2 separate regions of the Mus musculus genome follow, and region 2 is linked to region 1. Evidence: chromatin loops called from intact Hi-C (ENCODE). Cell type or tissue: heart. All regions are shown on one strand. Each heading gives the region's core, and the rest is flanking DNA. Links, peaks and the distances in the headings are about the cores only.

Region 1 (7,740 bases), core at 1,493-6,492:
GAGCAAATCTAATCTGTGTTGTCAGGAAATCAGCAGTTTAGTTCATAGAAATCAGTAGCAGCTCGATCCACTCACAAACAGTTCATGAATATACTAGTAGTCCAGTTTAGTAGTGTTGGGATAGCAAACATGAATCAGCAGTGGTGGCATGACCCAGCAGAAACAGCCAGGTCTCTGTGAAATCAGCAAGAGTCAGCAGGAGGAACCAGGACCACTAGGGACACCAGGAGTTCTTTGCCATGCATCTCTTCATGATGTGAAAATCAGTGACGATGAAGATGTGCAACCAATGAAACATTGTAAAGCTAGTTATGCAAGTAAGTCCCTGCCTCTGTCCGTTGAGTCTTATATATCTCCCTCTAAACATTACATGCCCTCTATAGGTCTCGTCTCACCATGTGTCTCATCTCAGTAAAACTCTGCATGAGCCTGTACCAGCTAACATCATTCTGTCAATCGGCCTGAGTCCGTGGAAACAGCAAGATGCCGCCAGAACATCACCAAAAGTCTTTTGGTGTGCTTTTCTCTATGTTGTCATTATAAATGGAGCTCAGCTATGCAGTGTAAGGTGAACCAATATTTGTGTGTGGTTAGTGAAGAATCTTTCATCAGGTATCTTTTTACATGTTTGCTTTAGTAAAACTTCCTTTCCTTTTTTTTGTTCGTTTTTTTTGTTTGTTTGTTTGTTTTTTTTGTGTTTTTTTTTCGAGACAGGGTTTCTCTGTATAGCCCTGGCTATCCTGGAACTCACTTTGTAGACCAGGCTGGCCTTGAACTCAGAAATCCACCTGTCTCTGCCTCCCGAGTGCTGGGATTAAAGGTGTGTGCCACCATGCCCGGCGTAAAACTTCCTTTCACCTGTGTCCACTTTAGTGAAACATTCCTTCATGCATCTGTTTTAGCAAAACATTCTTTTACTTGTATCTGCTTCAGGAAAATACCTTTTTTTTAAAGATTTATTTATTGATTATATGTAAGTACACTGTAGCTGTCTTTAGACACTCCAGAAGAGGGAGTCAGATCTCGTTACGGATGGTTGTGAGCCACCATGTGGTTGCTGGGATTTGAACTCTGGACCTTCGGAAGAGCAGTCGGGTGCTCTTACTCACTGAGCCATCTCACCAACCCAGGAAAATACCTTTTGACATAGCTGACTTTTTAAAGAAAGCAGAAGTTGCCGGGCAGTGGTGGTGCACGCCTTTAATCCCAGCACTTGGGAGGCAGAGGCAGGTGGATTTCTGAGTTCGAGGCCAGCCTGGTCTACAGAGTGAGTTCCAGGACAGCCAGGGCTACAACAGAGAACCCTGTCTCGAAAAAAAAAAGAAAAAAAGAAAAAGAAAAGAAAGAAAAAAAGAAAAGAAACCTGGATGACAGAGTTCAGAGGGCACATCTGGAGGATTACCAGAACTCAGAAGAAAACTGGGAGAATATTGGAGAATCGAAGGCAATTAAAATAATAATAGGGAGAACTCAAGAGTCAGTGATGAGAAGACCCCAGGAATTAGTCTTAGTGATGAGAAGACCCCAGGAATTAGTCTTGTGATGAGAAGACCCCATGAATTAGTCTTAGTGATGAGAAGACCCCAGGAATTAGTCTTGAGCAACACCAGCATTTTATAAGCCGAGAAAGGGGCTCATCAGGAAGACAGTTCTGCCGCAGGAGAATTAGGAAATTCCTGTCACTGTAATGAATGCTTACAGTATTGGGTTAACGGTAGCTACAGAGAGTAGGAGCTAAGACTACTCATTCACGCCAGTGCCATGAGACCAAAACAAGAACAAGTATCTCAGAAGGTAATGGGAGGCAGAAACAGAAACTACACCTTGCAGAACTGTGAGTTCTGTTTGCAGTTAAGACAGTCAAGAAGTTCCTGGTTGTCCTGTGTTAAGTCTTTACAGGGCAAGGCTTCTCATAGTTATTAAGAAGTTTATGTTTGTCTTGTGTTAAATCCTAGTTAGTAAGTTTCTGTTTGTCCCTAGTTAAGTCCTTGTTAAATAATGTTTCTATTTGTAATTAAGAGTAACTTTGTGTTTCTTAGATCTGATGTGAACTGCTTGCAATTCCATTCAATATGTATCCTTGCCTCTGTTCCTCCCTTTTTCATTGTATCCTTTTAACTCTGGCCCCTGTGAACACCTTATCCTGTAAGAGATAAGGCTCAGCAATGGCCTGGGTGACGGGGGAGGGGTGGTGGTACCCTCCCCCACCCTGTCCCTTACCATCTGAGGTAGCACCTGGAGGGCATGAGAGTAGGAGAGCCGGTCCTGCCCTGTCACTGACTGCAGCACTCTGGAGAGCAGGCCCTACAGCTCATCTGGGCAACTCAGTGAAGATGCCCTGATGACAAAGGTGCTGGTGAGCTGACCCAAAGGCATGGGAGTAGGAGAGGTGATTCTGCCTTCTGCTGACTGTGGCATTGGGTGGCCTTGCTGAACAGTACTGGAGAGTTTACCCTGGTGATTCAGATAAGGGGCAGCCATTGAGCTCATCAACTCAGCTGCCACCCAGGCCCAGATCCAGGGCTCTGGTTGTCCCTTCCTAAAATCTGTATCATGTGTGAATTGTTGGGGCACATGAAAGGGCCAGTCCTGCCGATCCAAAGCTGTTACAGGATCTTTAACACACAGGGTGACAACAGGATAATTGGGAGGAGTCTCAGTGAGGGTCCAATATTGATGGTGTCATAGAAGCCAGAGATCTTGAACCAGATCAATGACTCATTACAACAAACATTTGCAAATGAAGATATGTGGACAGAGGGATGTACTGTATTGTGTGTCACACTGGCATACTATGGCTTCCACAATCATATTTTCTATGCTTTGGAGTGTGTGTGTGTGTGTGTGTGTGTGTGTGTGTGTGTGTTGTACATTGTACTCAGACCAGAGGTTAATATCAGGCGTCTTCATCTATCATTTTCCATTCATTCATTCATTCATTCATGTATTCATTTATTCATTCATTTTTATTTTAAATCCCAGAGTGCCAGGTTTCAGCTAGCCTTTCTTTTGCATTTTCCTGTAACACCCTCTGAGTCTAAATCAATATATAATTATTTCCACAGCTCACTGTCTACACTTTATCCTACTAAAAACCACTGCTTACCAAGTGAGGTCCCTTTTGTTCTTTGATTTATTTCAAAAGGCTTACAACATGATGTTAATACGTAACTGCCAGTCTGTTTCTGGCCGCTGTGGGCTGGCCTTACCCCATCCACACAAATGGAATTAAAATGCATACCACATCTAAGACTTCACAGAGCTAGTGACCCGGGGCCTTTTGGGAGTTTGGGGAGGGGGGGCTCTCCACCGCAGCTGCGCACCAAAGCGGTCAACTTTATATCCCAGAATCCTTGAGTCCCGAGGTAAACTACATTTCCCAGAGGCCTCTGCATCAGCTATCCTCATTATTCCCCCCTCCAGCCCCGCCCCCTGTGAGATCTATCAGGCCGCCGGGTGTCTGTGGCTCGATTCTCTGCCCTGATCTAGCTCCCCAGTCTGAGTCTCCAAGCGTGGCAGCTGCGAGCCTTCATGAGGCGTGGCGGGAGCAGGGGGGAGGTGAGCGGCCAGGCTGGAGGACACGGAGGCCTGTGGCGACTTCAGCGTGGGCCGCCATGAGTCACTGGTCCCCTTTCTGGAGTTTTCTCTGGGGATGTGGAAATTGATCCCTTGACAGCAGCAGAGCAGTTGGGTGGGCTGCACGTGGAGTGGGCCCGTGGTCAGATCTAAACGGGTGAAAAACGTTTGTGTTCCCACTGTGGCTGCACTCTGGCCTCAGTGCACTCTGATCTGAAGGGGGTTGGCACTGCCAACTGAGCTGGGGTGAACAGCATAGGGTGATGCCTGACTCGCGGAGGCATAGTGAGTCTCCTCGGTGACATGGAGTCCAGTGTCGCCTGAGTCTTGTTTCTGAAAATCTAGAGACCAGAAGAGTGGTGACCTGTCAATTCTCTGCCGCCCGCCCCCAGCTCCCGCTTTCCGTTCTGGAAGCAGAAGCGCCAGGCTCAGCTGGTGGAACGCATTCGGAGATGCGGCTTCTGAGGGGTGCGAAGCAATCTTTCTTTCTTCTTCCCTCAGATCGCATTTTTGGACACTGTACCCATCTTTGAGAAAAGCCCAGAAAGTGAGCATGGCTCCAGAGCAAAGGGAAGGGAAGTCTCAGGTGAGCGCATTGCCGTCTCAGTTCATGGCAGGAGTATTTTATATGGTTTTGGTTTTCCTTCCAGACTGAGGCTCTCCGCCCAGTAGACCCTTCACCAGGACTTGGTGCTCTTGGAGGAGCTGGTTGTCTAGGAAGCACACTGCACGCTCGCTCACAGTATATTGCGTTGCTGTTAGCTGATCCCGGTCTGTTGTGCTTACTACATTGACAGCGACATGCAGATGTCCGTTATCACTAGGGACACAGCTGGCGGAAGTCCTTTCTGGTCTGCTTCCCTCATGTTTATTTTTCTCAGCCCTCACCTGGATTGCCCATCTATTTCTTTTTGCCCTTAAGAATGCTTGCGGCGCTCCTCCATCCCGTGGTTCCCCTCCTATACTCTGTAGATCCTAGGTTTGGATTGTACCATTCTTGTGAAAACAACTACTCTTGACCTGCCATTTGGAGGAGCGGGAATATAGAGCTGCCCCCATCGAGGTGAGCTGCTGCGTGGACAGGGGAAAGCCATACTGCAGGGGACACAGTGTCAGGAGCCTCACTCTGAGAGCAAGGAGACGACTTATCAAGAAGCCATGAAGAGGGTTTCCTGGGATATTTGACAGAAAATTAGAAAGCACAGTGGGAGGCTCAAGACCGTTGATTTTTACCCTACCCCCTCTGTTACCATCTGTGGGCCTTAAATCAGTAAGTCTAACTTCTGTGTCTCAGTTCCCTTACCAATAAAATAAAAATAACAGCATCCCCTTGTAGGATTCTTGTTCTGGAGTGAGGACCGAAGCAGGAGATGGTGTGTGGGTCTTACCAGACCAGCTACACAGCTTTTTTTTTTTTTTTTTTTTTTACATTGTTGAAATGATTTCTACACATGCCTGTGTGCTGATTAGATCGGAAAGTCTTTAAGGCAAAGATTATCGTTTGTATTCTCTCCATAGTAAGTTATTTTTCCTACAGGCACTGCATGCATGTGAAAACGCAGAGTAAGGAATCTTGCTGGACATGGTGGTGCAGGGTTTTAATCCCAGTACCAGGGAGGCAGAGGCAGGTAGATCTCTGTGAGGTTGGGGCTAGTCTGGTCCACCATACCAAGTTCCAGGCCACTCAGAGCTTCATAGATTGTCTCAAAAACCAAGAACCCAAGAGACCTTTTGCCAGAAGAACTTCTAATTACCATGATGTACTTGCGCTATTGGCCATAATCCCTGTACAGAAAGCCAGGATCTGACTCACTGCTGTTGTTTGCGTGTCTGTCACCGGTTGAATTGATGACTAAATGGTAGATGACCTAGCCTCTTCAGAACCCTCAGTGACATCATTTCACGATGGCCTGTCCACCTTCCACACTGTCACCTCCCTCGTGCTGTATGAGGCTGCTGAGATGGAACGGCTTTCCCTCACAGGTGTCGGTGACGTTTGAAGACGTGGCCGTGCTCTTTACCCGGGATGAGTGGAAGAAGCTGGTTCCCTCTCAGAGAAGCCTGTACCGTGAGGTGATGCTGGAGAACTACAGCAACCTGGCCTCGCTGGGTAAGAGAGTGCCCTGTGGGCAGAGACTCACAATCGAGACCTCAGTGCCTTCTTCCCCGAATGAAGACTGTGGTCATTAAAACACTCTAGCTGAGGTTTGCTGTCCGGCTGCACAAACCAGATCTCTAGTAAACATTGAAACTTTTTTTCCACTTCCAGGTGTCTAAATGCCCCAAATAGGAGAACATAGGGGGTTGATACTCATACTGTTCCCCGCTGTCTGCAACTTGACAGTAGAAATTCCTCCAGTGTTGACGCAGCAGTATTCATGTTACATTTATTCTGTGTTGCCTGTAAACAAAGTCTTCCCTCAGCCCCCCTCTCCTGTTTCCTGCCTTTCCCACTTCTTTTTCCAGTCAAATGCTGTGCACACTATTCTAGAAAAGAAATCAAATGGTTTCTTCACTTTAAACAGTCTTCTTGACACGTAATCCTCTTCACAGTTACTGTCTGTATTTATTCTATCTGCACACCCGACAGCCCTTTTCTAGAATGCTAAAGCTGCCCGTTTATAGAATTTCCATAATGTGCAATTAGTTCTCCCAGTTCTCTCCTGTGAGCCACTTGGCCTCTGCCTGACACATCCTGTCACGTGACAATGAACAGCTTAAGTACCCAGTAGAAGTGTAGCTGGGTTCCCCCGCGCATCTAATGCTTGTCCACTTTAAAACAAGACCAAGTCTTTTTAGTGTTATTGCTACTTTTGTTTGCGATTAGGATTCCCATTTACCAAACCAAAGATGATCTCCGTGTTGCAACAAGGAGAAGAACCCTGGAAATCAGAGAAAGAAAGTCATGGATGCTCCCCTCTTGGTAAGTGGGTGGGCCTGAAATACCCCAGAATCGCTGCAAAATAAGAACAGAGGGGTAGCCTCGGTGCCTGGAGACCGAGCTGTGCCAGCAAGTTGCTTTTCAGTGACAGGAATCCTAGGGGGAGGACCAAGGGATGACAGGAATCCTAGGGGGAGGACCAAGGGATGAGAAGATAAAGGAGATAGGAAGGCTGGGGTCAGGAATGTCTTATTCCAAGCAAGTTTATTAGGAAATACGGCATCTTATGTGTACCGTCTGTGGGGAAAATGGGACAGAGGGAGCAGACAGCTATGACACAGTGAGATGGAGTCAGCGGGAAGCTAATTGAGCAATTTGCACAAGGGGAATGCAGGGTATCTTAAGAAGGTCACAGATTGAGTGCACAGCGACCTTGGGGCTGAGAACCACAGCCCCCTTGGGGTTAGAAGAACTGGCTTCTCCATATCTGAAGCTGATGCTCTGCCAAAGCCCGGACCCCAGGCCGTTACCGGCTCTGCCAAGCACTTCAGATAAGGGACTGTGTTCCTTTTCCATACATCAGGGTCTCCAGAAAGCCTTAGACTGGACTGTCCCTCAACAAGAGACCTCTTCAGGTACCTGATCCTCATGGAATGATGGGAAAGGAAAATCCCAGGCTCCCAGCCCCTAGCTTCCCCTCCTGTCTATGGTCCCTTTTGTTTCTGAGGAGAGCTGCCTTTCATGTACAAGAAGTCAGCATATTTAAGGGTATATTGGAAGTAATTTTTTTTCTAGCTGCACAGAATATATATATATATATATGAAATCGAGACAAAGGAAATGAGCTTGGATGGCCTCACTAGATTTTGGTACTGTGCTAAGAGCTTTAGCCTGTAGATAACAGGGATAGCTAAGAAGTTTAAGGAGAATTTTATGATCCTGGATATTTTAGTGGGGACAACAAGGGAAGCCATTGAGAGGGAGACAGTGGGGGGAGGGGAGAAGGAGCTTGAGCAGGAAGAGAGAAAATGCAGAGGTGGGAGAGGAGAGCCAAACGTCTAGATTCTATAGGGAAGAGCTCCTAGGAGAGATATTAGAAAGTTCAGATAAGCCAGCCTTGCCTGGAACAGGCAGGACTGAGGGATGCTGGGAGAACCTGGATATGCAAGCTAAGCACCTCAGCTGCTTGTCCTGGGTCTGAATCCCAACCCTGAGGAGACATAAACATCCAGAGATGGGTCCAGCACTGTCTCCCTGGGAGAGCAGCTTCCTGCCCTTAACAG
Region 2 (7,740 bases), core at 968-5,967, 130 kb before region 1:
AGTGCTCTGAAACCTGCCTCACTCCTTGACACTCTCTGAGATGGTGGCTGTCAGAACAAGGACATACCATAGTTTCTTCAGCTGGTTAACTAAGAGACCTTTCAATTGTTTCTGATTAGAACCAGCTTTCTGAGAGCTACCCACAAGTACAGTGGCCATTTGCAGTGCAGATGCTAGCAGCTCCCATGTCCAGGACACAGCTCTTGGAACAGCACCAAGGCCCTCGTTACAGGATCCCTACATGCATAGCCTTCCCACCGTTTCCTTTTCCTTTACATTTTGAACTCCAACCTGAGTGAGTTCTTTATCATCCCTTAAATATACCATACTTCTTAAATGAGCTCTGAAAACGCAGCCCTCCTCAGAAACAACCAACAAGAAAAAAAAGACCCCAAGAAATTCATTCGGGACATGATCAGAAGAGAATAACAGAGCTAGCCCAGATTTCAGTTTCCCTCCACTGCTCTTATCTAATTTACGGATAATTTATTGAGTTGTTTGTTTACTTTGTTTCATTGGTGTGTGTGTGTGTGTGTGTGTGTGTGTGTGCGCGCACGCGCGTGCTGGGAGTTGAACCCAGGGCTTTTTGTGTGTTAGACAGGTGTTCTTACCACTGAGCTCCATCCCAGTCCCTGACCACCTCTTTCTTCTTTAAAGATTTATTTATTTTATATATATAAGACATTGTCATTGCCTTCAGATACACCAGAAGAGGGTGTCAGATCTCATTACAGATAAGACATTGTCATTGCCTTCAGATACACCAGAAGAGGGTGTCAGATCTCATTACAGACGGTTGGGAGCCACCATGTCGTTGCTGGGATTTGAACTCAGGACCTCTGGAAGAGCAGTCAGTGCTCTTAACCACTGAGCTGTCTCTCCAGCCTCCCACCCCCTCCACCCCGGCCATCTCTTGTGGACTGAGAACCTGAAGACATTTCCCAACCCACACTCTAAGCTGCACCCTCTCCTTATTCACCACACTGGAGCCTGCAGAGACTGCCAGGCCTGCGCACACACTCACCGAGAGAGAAGCCTCCAGGGCCTTCTTCCTCCACCTTCCAGGGATCCTCTCCTTGCTGCAGCAGGGAGATCACTTTTGGTTTGGTAAACGGGAATCCTGCTTGTAGACAAGATGAGCTCAGTAACCAGAAGCCTCAAATGTTTCCCTCACAAGGCCCTTTGCAGAAAAACACATAGCAAAGGAGATGGGCAAGAGGTTCCAGAGATGGAACAAAGCTCTCTGCTGAGAGATGAACCAAGCAAGCATGGAATGACTGCTGGTTGGGAAGATGCCCAGACTATGAACCTTTGCTTCATACCAAGGGAAGCGGTGCCCTCACTGCCACGCCCGCTCCACTGCACATGGGCAGTTCCAGGCCTGCTGTGCAAAGTGTGTGTCAATGCTTACTTATAAGGTCATATTTGTAAGGCCTGAAGGCAAAACTCTGCTAAGATTTCACAATGAAATCTCCATTTGGAAGAGAAGGCACGAGGTCTCGCTTGTGAGTCTCTGCCCACAGGGCACTCTCTTACCCAGCGAGGCCAGGTTGCTGTAGTTCTCCAGCATCACCTCACGGTACAGGCTTCTCTGAGAGGGAACCAGCTTCTTCCACTCATCCCGGGTAAAGAGCACGGCCACGTCTTCAAATGTCAACGACACCTGTGAGGGACAGACAACTCCATGGGAGAAGCCACCCTATAGCCTCAGGCTTTGACACACATGTGCAGATGTATATCCTCACACAGAGATACAGCCATCCAAACACGTGACCAAGTACATGAGAATACGCATATACACATGTATGCACACCACATCATACATACATACACGATAAGAAAAAAACTTTCATGGAAATTGTACAAGCAAAAGATAAAACCATAAAGTGGGAAAAACAACAACAACAACCAACCAACCAACCAACCACCACAGACTGGAGAAGGCTTGGTGAACAACATAAGGATTGTCAAGAAGAAAGAAGAAAAAAATAGAAAACCAATTTTGGTAAGGGCAGAGAATGAAACAGACAAGTGCGGGAGGCAGGACCAGAAAAAAAAGGAATTTTCTCAAGTACGTATGTGTATTCTGTCCCAGGTACCTGGCAAGTTACTTGTGGAATTTGTAGGCATACACCAGACTGGCACCAGGCAACAATAGCCTGTCTATCAAGAGATACATAAGACTGGAACTGTGAACATGGGGTGTGCTCCCCACAGAATCCACCACCCACGGAGGGAGGACCAACTGCTCCAAGGAGGGCATGGGCGATGAAACCCGGTGAAGGCTGAACTGCGTGGATAACTGTCAGAAGGAAAACCAAACAAAATCCGCTCCTTCTGCTACGAAATGAACCGGCAAGGTGCTTACCTGAGATGTCGCTTCCCATTGCTCAGGAGCCATCTTCTTTCTGAAGGTTCTTCTTCCAAAGATGGGTGAAGATGAGGGAGGATCTGAGGGTGGAAAGAAGAAAGGAGTAGTACCTGTTGCTCGGCACCTGTCAGAAGCAGCATCTCCGAAAGTGTCCCATCATCTGAGCCTGGCTCTTCTGCCTCAAGAGAGGGAACCAGGAGCTGGGGGTGGGCATCAGAGAATCGACAAGTCACCAGTCTTCTTGTCCGTGGATGTCCAGAAGCAAGATTCAGGCGACACTGTACTCCATAACCGAGGGGACTCACTGAGCTCCCATGTGAACACCCTTAGACTGTTCACCACATCTCAGCAGGCACTTTCCAGCCCCTTTGGGAAGGAAATTGAAGTCTGAATGCGGCCACAGTGGGGGCGCCTCCGGTTTTGCCCCCTCAGATTGACCACGGGCAGGGACGGTGTTCTTCCTTATAACACGTTGCCCACCCGACTGCACTGCTGCTGTCAGAGATCGATTTCCAGAATACCAGGGGAAAACTCCAGAAAGGGGACCAATAGTAGCCCAGGACAAGAGAGCTGCACGGAAAACACAGCCTGCGTGGTCACTGCCCGGGCGGTGGGGAGCAGGTCACTTGCAGTCCAGAGCCAAGGCCACTGGGAGCGCGCGTTCTGGGGAGGGGGACGCGCAGGAGGCCGCCGAGCCAAACCCAGCCCAGCCCCTGTCTGACGTCCGAACATATCGAGCCTTCACTCACCTTCCCTCCTCCGGCTCCCGCCGCGCCTCACATATGCTCTGAGCCGCCGCGGGTAAGGACTCTGCACGGGGACCTTGGCCCCTAGCCTCGAGCCGCGCCACAGACGCCCTAAGACCCGCGAAGGCTCACGGGGGGGTCAGATCTTGGGGTCCAGAGGGTGGTGGCCGCGGAGCCCTCTGGGAAATGTAGTCCACTTCGAGACACAGGGATTCTGGGATTTGAAGTTCCTCGGTTTGTCTGATGCACAGATTACTTGGAAGGTCAGAGTGGACACCGGGAATCAAACACCTGCTTGTTAGGTAAATAATAAAAGATGTTGCAGGTTAGTGGAAAGGAAGCTGGCACGAAGTACCCTTTAGAAGAGCTTTTTTTTTTTTTTTTTTTTTTTTTTTTTTATAAGGTATTAGTAGGGCTGGAGAGGTGCTCAGCGGTTTAAGAGTCCTTGCTGCTCTTGTTGAGGACCTAGGTTCAATCCCCACTACCCATATCAGTTGCTCACAATGGCCTGTAACTGCAGTGCCTGGGTTCCAATACCCCCTTCTGGCATCTCCGGGCAGCGGATGCATTCCATGCTCATACACACTCACTCATACACACAAGTAATAAATGTCCTTAAAATTCTTCTTTTCCCACAAATAACAACAGCGGGGAGGGGGGAAGTTATTAGAATCAGGCTGAAGGCAGCCACGATGGAGATCTGACGGGCAAAGCTTATCAAATATCCTTCAGCTCCCAAGGACAGGAATTCTGTATTCTTACAAGTTTGGGGAAGTTTGTGTTGACACATGGCCCAACTTGTGTGCCAGGAGTCAAAAGAAAAGGTAGGAAGGCAGTAGATGCAAGCTAAGTTATAACTCAAGGTTGTCTGGGGTGTCTGTTGGAGCTAGGGTGGCAGCTGAGAGAGGAAGAGAGAGATAACTTAGCTCTGTGAGCCTTGTCAATGTCACAGCACATTGCTTGTATCAACTCTCAGTCCAAAGAGGGAGAGACTACAGGAGTGTGTGGTCTGACTTTTCAGAGTACGCTGTACAGTCTGTGTTCTAACGGTCACGCACCAAGCCCTATTATGAGCCATTTGAAAAACTGAATAAAACAAATGTCATTATCCTGAAGTACTTTATTTTTTGTAAAAGGCAAGAACCAGACAACAAGCCACGAACATAATTAGATAGGGATCTAGAAGATACCTGTAATAAGACCAAAAACAAAACAAAAAAACAACAAAACAAAAAACAAAAAAGAAGAAAAGACAAACAACAAAAGAAGGGTAGGGCAAAGCAAGGGCAGCCTGGGCAGACAAGAATGAAGCACGGGGTTGAGGCAACAACTCAGGAGAGGCAGAATTGTAGCAGTTGTAGTTTTGTGGCTGTGACACTCACTTGAGAAGAATAACTTAAGGGTCTAAAATAAAGGGCCAGTTTGGGGCCGTGGTTGGCAGGTTAAAGTCCTCGCCTGACTGACTCCATTGACTGTCGGCTCAGAGCAAGGCAGCAGAATGTCACAGAAGGACAAGGAAGATGAAAGCCGTGGAGCTGAAGGCAGCCAGGAAGCAAAGAGCAGCTAACAGGAAGGGGTGGGGCCAAAATAGACCCTTCAAGGACATCCCTAGAAACCCATCTTCTCTAGCCAGGCCACACCCCCTACAGCTCCATAACACCCCAAAACTGGTTGAAAGACTGAGTCCATCAATGGGTTAAGTCATTGTGTATGTAACAGCCCTTATGATGGACTCCTCCGTGGATACGGCTTATCAACGCAACCAGATATGGGCTTTAGCAAGCTTTTGGGTACCCCTCAATCTAATGAAATTGACAATCCATAGCAATCAGGACAGAGACATTACAGGAAGAGCCAACAGATAATTGTTTTAGAATTTTTTATTTATGAGGACCCGGAAGAAGACTCAGTGGTGAATCGCTCCCTGCCAAGCCTGGTAACCTGAATTCAATTCTAGGAACTCACATAGTGAAAAGAGAGACTGACCTCACACATACACTGTGCCACATACATTCATATATGCACAATAAATACATGCAAAACATTTTATTTTAATTAATTTGGTGGTGGTACTGGAGAATGAACCTGAGCCTCTAGCAGGCTAGACAAGCATTCCACCCCTGAGCCACATCCCCACTCTGTAGAGAAAATCGCTTACGCGCATCATCTGTCAATAAAAAAGACTATGGCCAATGAGCTGAGGCAGGAAATAGGAGGTGGGACACTGGCAGGAAGAGACAGGATTCTGGGAAATAGTGGGAAAAAAATAAAAGGAGATGATGAGAGAGATGTGAAAAAGCAGCAGCTGAGCCTGAAGGACAGGTAACTAAGTGGTAGACAGAATAGTTTGAATGGGTTAAGTAAGCTACAAGCTAGTCAGAGAATGAGCCAAAGCTATGGCCTAACCAACTAATAATAAATAATTAGTCCCAGAGTTGTCATTCCTAGAGCAGGGGATAGAAGAAAAAAAACATTTTTTTTTTAAACACCAGCCCTCTTTTAACTTTTGAGACAGAGTTTCATCAAATTGGCTAGGCTAACATTGACCTCACTCTGCAAAAGCTGGCCTTGAACTTTGAATTCTTTTGCCTCAGACTCCTAGATAGCTGAAGTGGCAGACTCTCCCAGGCCAGGCTAGTAGGTATTGTCAGTCACACAAAAAAAATTATAAATACACCCAGCCCAGCCCCACTCCAGTTTCTTGGTGCCACAGAGCAGAAATTAGTAGTTAGGGTTTTGATTCTTTTATCAGCACTTAGAAGCCAAGCTTAACCTGTCACCATTCACATCTGCTTCAGTTACAACTGAAGCCACAATGTATTTGTTGCAGCTCAGTAACTTTCAAAGCTCTTATCTGAGGCTTATTTACTTCAAGGTATTCAAGTAAAGTTTTATTTCTAGTTGTTAATATTATCTTAAGGCTTTCTTTTTTATTCTGTCAACATCCTTGAAGTTTATCTTTGAAGATGGTTTTCTTCCGTTTCTTGAAACAGAATTACTGTGTCAAGGACTGCTAAACCCTAAGGTGTTTAGGGTTGGTCTGATGCTATGTATACAAATGCTAAATTCTGAACCCCAAGATCTTGCTACCCTCAGATGAGTGAATTCTCACATACACTGATCTTTGCTGTGTAAACCTTCCTCCCCAATTTTAAGCCATTGGTTACATAAAAATGCCTATAGCCAGTCACTGTGGAGAGTAGAGGTAGACAGGATTTCAGTTACCTGGTGGAGGTAGTGAGGAGGGACCACAAGGAGAGAGAGAGAGAGCTGGAAAGGAAAATAGAGAATGGGAGGAGAGAGATAAGGAGACCACCATTAGATGGGATGGACCATGAGCATGTGGCCAGAAGAAGTCTACCCTGAGGACAGGCTGATGGAGCAAGAAAGCAGCTGGGGTGAGACCAAGCAACTAACTTGGGGAGCACAGCTGGGAATTAGCCAATCTAGCATATATAAAAATAGATTAGGGGTAATCACACAGTAATTGTGCTAAGCTGATTAAAATAAATTATAGGCCTCAATCTCAATTATTGGGAGGCTTGATGGCTTAGATTTTTCAAAACCTACACTAATGAGGGTTCTTAAATGCTTCAGCCTTCCTTTTAGGCCACCACTCAATAGAGGGAGTGGAAAAGAAAAGTTAATAGGAAACAGGTTGTGGACCTGTTTAGAAATAGTTCTTTGGGTGGGGGGATTCCAATCCTCCTTGTCAGCAACCAAGTCGTCTAGCAAAACGCCAACACGAATCAGCAGCAGCAATCCAGCCCACTGGGCAATCACCATTCACGAATCAGCAAGTAAAGGCAGTTCAATCCAGAGGAAACCACGAAGCTCTGCCAATCAGCCCAAGTCCACGAAAGTGGAAAGATGCCCCCAGACTATCACAAGAAGTTCTTCGGCTAGCTGCTCTCTATGCAGTCACAACCAGCAAAGATCAGTGATGGAGACGCAGTGCCAGAGCCTCCTCCCACAGATTTATATCTTTTCTAAGCATCATTTATCCTTTCACTTGTCTGGCCCAGCAAAACATTATATGGCATGACTGAGTTTCCAAAGAAACCAGAAATTTCTATTTAAGGGGCTGGCTGGGTCATAATAAGAATGAATGGAGTTAATCAATAGCATTTACAACAACACCAAGGCATTGAGTCTGGAGCCTAGTTCTCCCCTGGGAGAATTTATAATCCAAATTCTCATTATTGGTTGATGGCCACATGTGTCTGATGCCAGTACCCACTTGCGATTTTCCTTCAGTCTTTTCTGTATTTAGGAGAGATATGGCTTTGCTTGCTTGTTTGCTTGTTTGATATGCAGTTTTGAAAAGTTGTGCAATTATGCATAACAAAAGAAAATGTTATGGCATCAAAATCTTGATCCCTCTGCCTTAGTCCCTGGAGTGTTAGGAGCACAGGGGACAGCCACCACACCTCCCTTAGGACTGTTTTCTTTGCAGTATTTTGGACTTGAGCTGGTGGTGAGAGCAGAATTACTGGAAATAGACTCCTGAGTCTTCAGAGGATCCATATACTTAGTGGATTGTGGGCTGACACATTCAGAGCTTCAGGAGGTGCAGAAGAGGCTGACCTGATAGAACCAGATCTGTTAGCAGAGGGTCAGAGG

What was found. Hi-C counts contacts between places; a loop is a spot of excess contacts. Peaks named below come from ENCODE experiments on the same cell type or tissue, not always from the same donor. Only the 100,000 strongest peaks of a DNase experiment are listed, where the experiment ranks them.
Region 2: it touches region 1 in a loop (5-fold over the local background); 21 of 42 quality-filtered maps call a loop at or near these places.

Annotation. Positions count from the first base shown.
Region 1 is chr11:50,927,323-50,935,062 of GRCm38, reverse strand. Zfp354b (zinc finger protein 354B) reads left to right here and starts at 3,428. Exons shown (of 5, transcript NM_013744.3): 1 at 3,428-3,558; 2 at 4,078-4,162; 3 at 5,560-5,686; 4 at 6,404-6,499. The coding sequence starts at 4,130. In heart, for the core only: no CTCF peak of the experiment used is centred there; a DNase peak (open chromatin) is centred at 3,442; H3K4me3 peaks cover 1,719 bases; H3K27ac peaks cover 998 bases; H3K27me3 peaks cover 1,170 bases.
Region 2 is chr11:51,054,783-51,062,522 of GRCm38, reverse strand. Zfp354a (zinc finger protein 354A) reads right to left here and starts at 3,298. Exons shown (of 5, transcript NM_009329.4): 1 at 3,121-3,298; 2 at 2,369-2,451; 3 at 1,537-1,663; 4 at 1,025-1,120. The coding sequence starts at 2,401. In heart, for the core only: a CTCF peak has its summit at 3,018; a DNase peak (open chromatin) is centred at 3,262; H3K4me3 peaks cover 1,397 bases; H3K27ac peaks cover 893 bases.